Regions from separate parts of the Mus musculus genome. Here region 2 is linked to region 1. The links are chromatin loops, found by intact Hi-C in ENCODE. Cell type or tissue: gastrocnemius. All regions are shown on one strand.

The links. Hi-C counts contacts between places; a loop is a spot of excess contacts. Peaks named below come from ENCODE experiments on the same cell type or tissue, not always from the same donor. Only the 100,000 strongest peaks of a DNase experiment are listed, where the experiment ranks them.
Region 2: it touches region 1 in a loop (5-fold over the local background); 2 of 42 quality-filtered maps call a loop at or near these places.

What each region holds. Positions count from the first base shown.
Region 1 is chr11:67,229,846-67,232,345 of GRCm38, forward strand. All of the region lies in intron 1 of Myhas (myosin heavy chain gene antisense RNA), which reads right to left. Among named protein-coding and RNA genes, the nearest start is that of Myhas, 6.2 kb to the right of the region's middle. In gastrocnemius, no CTCF peak of the experiment used is centred here; no DNase peak of the experiment used is centred here; H3K4me3 peaks cover 629 bases; H3K27ac peaks cover 2,500 bases.
Region 2 is chr11:67,147,509-67,150,008 of GRCm38, forward strand. No RefSeq gene overlaps it. Among named protein-coding and RNA genes, the nearest start is that of Gm31285, 4.8 kb to the left of the region's middle. In gastrocnemius, no CTCF peak of the experiment used is centred here; no DNase peak of the experiment used is centred here; H3K27ac peaks cover 940 bases.

The sequences.
Region 1 (2,500 bases):
ATCAAAATAGCTACAGTTTCAATAACTTGTTAATGGACACATAAGGTAAACATACATACAATGTGGCAATATTTTATGACATAAAATATTTTAACAGTGTGTGTTGAAGTCCTATACCTGTCTTATATACCTGGCTTTTTAGGGTTGTAAAAATATATATTGGGGAAAAGGAAGAAATTAAACAACATTGCTTTGAACATACAATGCAGTATTACAAAGTCATTCAAAAGTAGACCTTGCCATTTGTAACTACAGTGGCTGCCCAGTGAGAACATTGTGCCAAGTCAAATAGGCCAGACACACATTGCACAATCTCATTTCTGTGTGGAGTCTAAAATGTCAGGCTCATAGAAGCAGTGAGTTTCTCCAGGGGCTGAGAGTTGGGAGAAACGGACAAATATTGGTGAGAGGATACAAAGCTCTTGCTTACAGGATAGCTATGTTCTCAAGACTTAATGTGCAGCAAGTGTGATGATCAACGTATTGATCAGGCTGTGGTAAACACTGGGGACATGCATTGTATGTAAAGCCTTGTATATATAAAATTTATCACATAGATTGTCAATAGTTGTTAGCACTAAAGTATTTTAAACTAGGAGAAGCTGGAAATGAGTGTCAGGAAGTGGAAACTGTCTCTCATTCCTACTGTCTTGATCTTCATATAAGGAACTCACCCCTCAACCCTCTTGGGAAGTTTATGCAATGGAATATCTTTCTCTTCCATTTTCTTCCCAAATCCCTTCAAATCTACTGGCGTCTTTCACACTCTCCCATGTTCTCCTTTCCCCAGCTACTGTCTGTCTTTTGAAACTTCCTTTCTGAGTATTGATGTACATACACGGCGTCTTCACTTCCCCCACTCATCAGCTCCTGCGAGCCTAATGTTTGTCCCCTCGTCTCCCTTTCAGTGACATTGTTGTGATCCTTAGTGATTTATTCACTTTCTGAACTAAACGCTGAGTCCTCAGCCCGACTTTTCTCACGCAGATAGAATGCCTCTGACCATCTTTTCCTTTTGGGATGTTCTCTCTTTCTTTCTGATTTCTAAGACTCTGATCTTTTCCGGTTATCTTCATGGCTCTGCCTATCCTATCTTTTCTCTTTCTCTTCCTTTGACAGATCTCCAGATGCTCCTGAAAACTCAGTGTAATGGACTCAAGTCCCATTTTGAGCGCTTCTATTTTTTATGATATTAATATGCCGTAAGTTAATTGGTTAATGGGTTGGTATTGTGTGACTGTTTGACTAATTAGGATGGCGGTGGATGCTGCTACAGCCTTGATAAATGACTGTATAATATATCATCCTTTTATGACCTTTATCTTTATAAATGGCTCACTTACAACAACTCAGTGAAATGGTAATTTTCCCCCCATTTTACAAGTGAAGAATTTGAGCTGTTTGAACCAGGTTCTGATTCAAGGTCCCACATTCACTCTACTGCCATTCAGAAGAATGCGTTTTGGGTAGTATTCCCTCTCCCCCTACAGGTTATTCTCAAACCTGTAGGAGTAAAATTCAGCCTTTATTTCCTCAGCATCATTTTCCTTCTATCTTCTGAAGGCTGTTAACATTGACATGGTAAAAATCTATCTTTTTAAGTGGCCGTTGCGAATATACGCTCCACAAAAGCTTTGTCCCGTCTCTATACTTTAAAGCAATTTGTGCACTAGCCCCAATTATACTATACACTATAACAGCATACACAATCAAATTCTTTGCGTGGTTTAGTGGGTATCACGCACTGTGTCAGAGCAATACAGGAAGGGGTTGTTACTGCAAAGGCCTCTCCATTTTCATTTTACATTTCCTCTCTGTGTGGCTCCATCTAGTCTCCTGGCTTCCAGTACCATCCATGCCCGATGAGCTGTGAATTTATACTTCAAACCTAGCTCTTCCTTCCTCTGAGATCTATGCTCAGTCTCTGCTAATGATCATTTCCAAACCAGAAATAGACACAATGAGTCCATGCCCCTCCTCTGTTTTCTTCAGAGCAAGGTTATATCTAATATCCTATCACAGTAATGACAACAGTTGCTCATGCTCAAAATCTCAGGATCAGCCTTAATAACGTTAGGTTTTTTTTTTTTTCATTTTTTCCCCATACCCAATAAATCAAGTTTTATATTAGTTAGTTTCTGTGACTGTGACAAAATACCATGACCAAGGTCAACTTAAAGGAGAAAGTTTCATTTAACTTATGGTTCCAGAGAGTTAAGAGTTCATAATAGTGGGGACCATATGACAGCAGGCAGGAAATAGGAAACTGGCTGATCACATTTTGTCAGTATACCAGGAAACAGAATGAGCTGGAAGCCCGGATAGACTATGATTCTCAAAGCCCTCCTCCAGTGAAGTCCTTCCTTAGCAGGTCTCCACATCCTAAAAGTTCCATAACCTCTCAAACAGTGTCACTACCCGGGGACTGAATACTCAAATACATGAGCCTGTGGGGAATGTCCCTTATTCGAACCACATGTTCTTTCAAAGGCCATCAACT
Region 2 (2,500 bases), 82 kb before region 1:
TGACCGGAGCCTGACTTTCCTGTGATCCTGGTTGTGTCAGAGCTCCTGGAAGTCAAGCTGTCTCTGTGGTTCTGTGATTCTGGGATCCTGGGATCCGGTGATTATGTGGTCCTGGGCGTGTTAGAGCGCCTGGGACTGGAGTTTCTTCTGAGTGTTGTGGGACTGGCTGCAAAGTTCGCACCCAAGGTCTGCTTAGGGTGCCGGCTCAGACAGGAAGGAACCGCTGCCATTGGTTGGGTGGAGTTCCCAGGTGCCCAGGTCCCACTGGTCGCAGTTACTTCCGGTGTTGGAGCAGATATTTTGTCCTTCTCACCTCTGATCCTCTGATCCTGGGAGTGTTTGAGCACCTGGGAATGGATCTTCCTCTGGATGTTGTGGGCTGGGCTTCAGAGTTTGCGCCCAAGGTCTGCTTAGGGCACCGGCCCAGACCGGAAGTGGGGGGGTGCAGTTTTCCAAAGGAAATGAAAGGGCATTGTATATGAAGGAGCTTGGAAAGACAAGGCCCATACCTCAGGGTGTGGGGAGAGTGGATTCCCTCTTGAGAGTCTAAGGTAGCATGGTGGTTGGAGGTGCAGTTATTGAACTTCCTTATTAATTGGAGGATGTGTGAGGTTGGGGAAGTCACGGGACCTCTCCAGGCGTGGACTCCTCTGTTGTAAGAGGGAGGTCATGAGAACATCTGCCCCATAGACTTGGACCAATTAAACAAAACATCCAGTCAAATCCTCAGCGCCAGTAAGAGCATAGCAAATGCTCGAACTATGGCAGTTACTATTAGCCTTGTATGAGCTACCATAATCCTCTCTTGCAACTTTCCAATAATAAAGTTTTAGTAGGCCAAAATCAGTGTGTTGGTTTTGAAGAGATTGGAAGAAAGATGGTAGCCAAGGGTATAGAGTAAAGTAGTGCTCCCCTCCCATTTCTTCTGTATGGAGCAAGACACTGTTGGCCAGTCAGGGATGCATAGATCCAAGTTTCAAGTGAAAGTGGTTGGCTGGGGTGAAGCTGGCAGAAGGATTCCTGGTGCTGCCAAGGAAGTGTTTGGAGGAAACAGATGCAAAGAGAAGCAATGATATCAATGCTATGGTTGAGGGAGTGCTGCTCTTCTGGAATGGGAGCTGGAGAAACCCGTGAGTCCCGGAGTAGATTAAGAACCATTCCAAGATGTGCTTGTTAAATTTAGGTAGGCTGTGTTTGACAGCACATGGGAACAAATAAACTCAAAAGACAGCACTCAGCACATCCTTGCCCTCTTAGTGAGGCTGCTTCAGAGTTGCTCCCTTGCCTCTGGCCTACTGGTCTATAACACATCCTCACATTGCCTTCTCTATAGCACTGGGCTCGTCTCCTTTCTCTTTCCTTCAAGACTATTCTGTTTCTTTGCTTTCCGAGCCAAGGCTAAGGATTTTTCCCCCTTGGGAACTCCTGGTCTTACTGAGAGGGTCCCTCTGACCTATGCAAGCTCCTAGATTAATCTCCTGTTAAGATCCCTCCAGCAGCACAAAATACCTCAGCAAATATTTGCAAAAGGGATCTACCATTTAAGGCTGACTTGTTTGAAATGTGTCCGTTGAATTATTTTTGCCATTAGCATGCTGTCCATCTTGTTTTGTGCATTAATCTGTCTTTAGCTCCTCTCAAAAGTCCTACCCCCTTTCAAACTTTTCTTTTGGTCCTAATCAAACACTTTTTCGATCATCATTGTACTTTTCTCATTAGAGCTGTCTGAGCTTTCAAACATGGCTTTCTAAAGCAGGTCCTTGATGAATCACGTTCCCTTTGAATATGTGGCCTTTAGAGGAAACTCTAAATTTGGGTTCTACACACTTAAGAATTTGTATTCTCAGATTAATCAGTAGGAAGAATTAATTGTCCTACTGCTTTTAATGGAAGATCAGGGAAAGAAAGGATCGTTTTCTTGACACATAAAAGGACTGTTCAATCATGAGCAATTTAGCTAAAAGGAAAGAATTAGCTCCGATTTGAAATATGTCATTTTCTCTAGTTCTTGGAACACGGAGAAGGGACTTCTTCCCCGAGCTCAGAACTCGGTGTTAGCCTATATTACCTTCCGTTTTTGCCACTTATTGTGTTGGTTTTATATTTTTACTATTAAAGTGTATACTTACAAACTAATATGATGCTTCAAATTCCTTGATTTTGCCTAACCTAAACATAAACCTAAGCCCCCAAAGGAAAGTGAAGGAGAGCCAGTGCCTTCCTATTCCTCAGTTTTATTTATTTTATCTGACAAAAGCAAGCCAAAGGAAAATTACTGGGAATTTCTTTGAAAGGTAAACTAATTCATTAAGTATCTGTTCTCTACCCTGACAGACACCACCCTGGTCTACCTTGACTGCCAGCGTTTGAGGACCCATTGGCTTTCCACAGCTGCCCTGGCTTGTTTTCCTACCTTGGCCAGTCTCAACACTCTGGTCCTAGATTCACTTCTCAGCTAGCTTTGGTGTCTTTGTCTTGTCCATTACGAGCTGAGCAACAA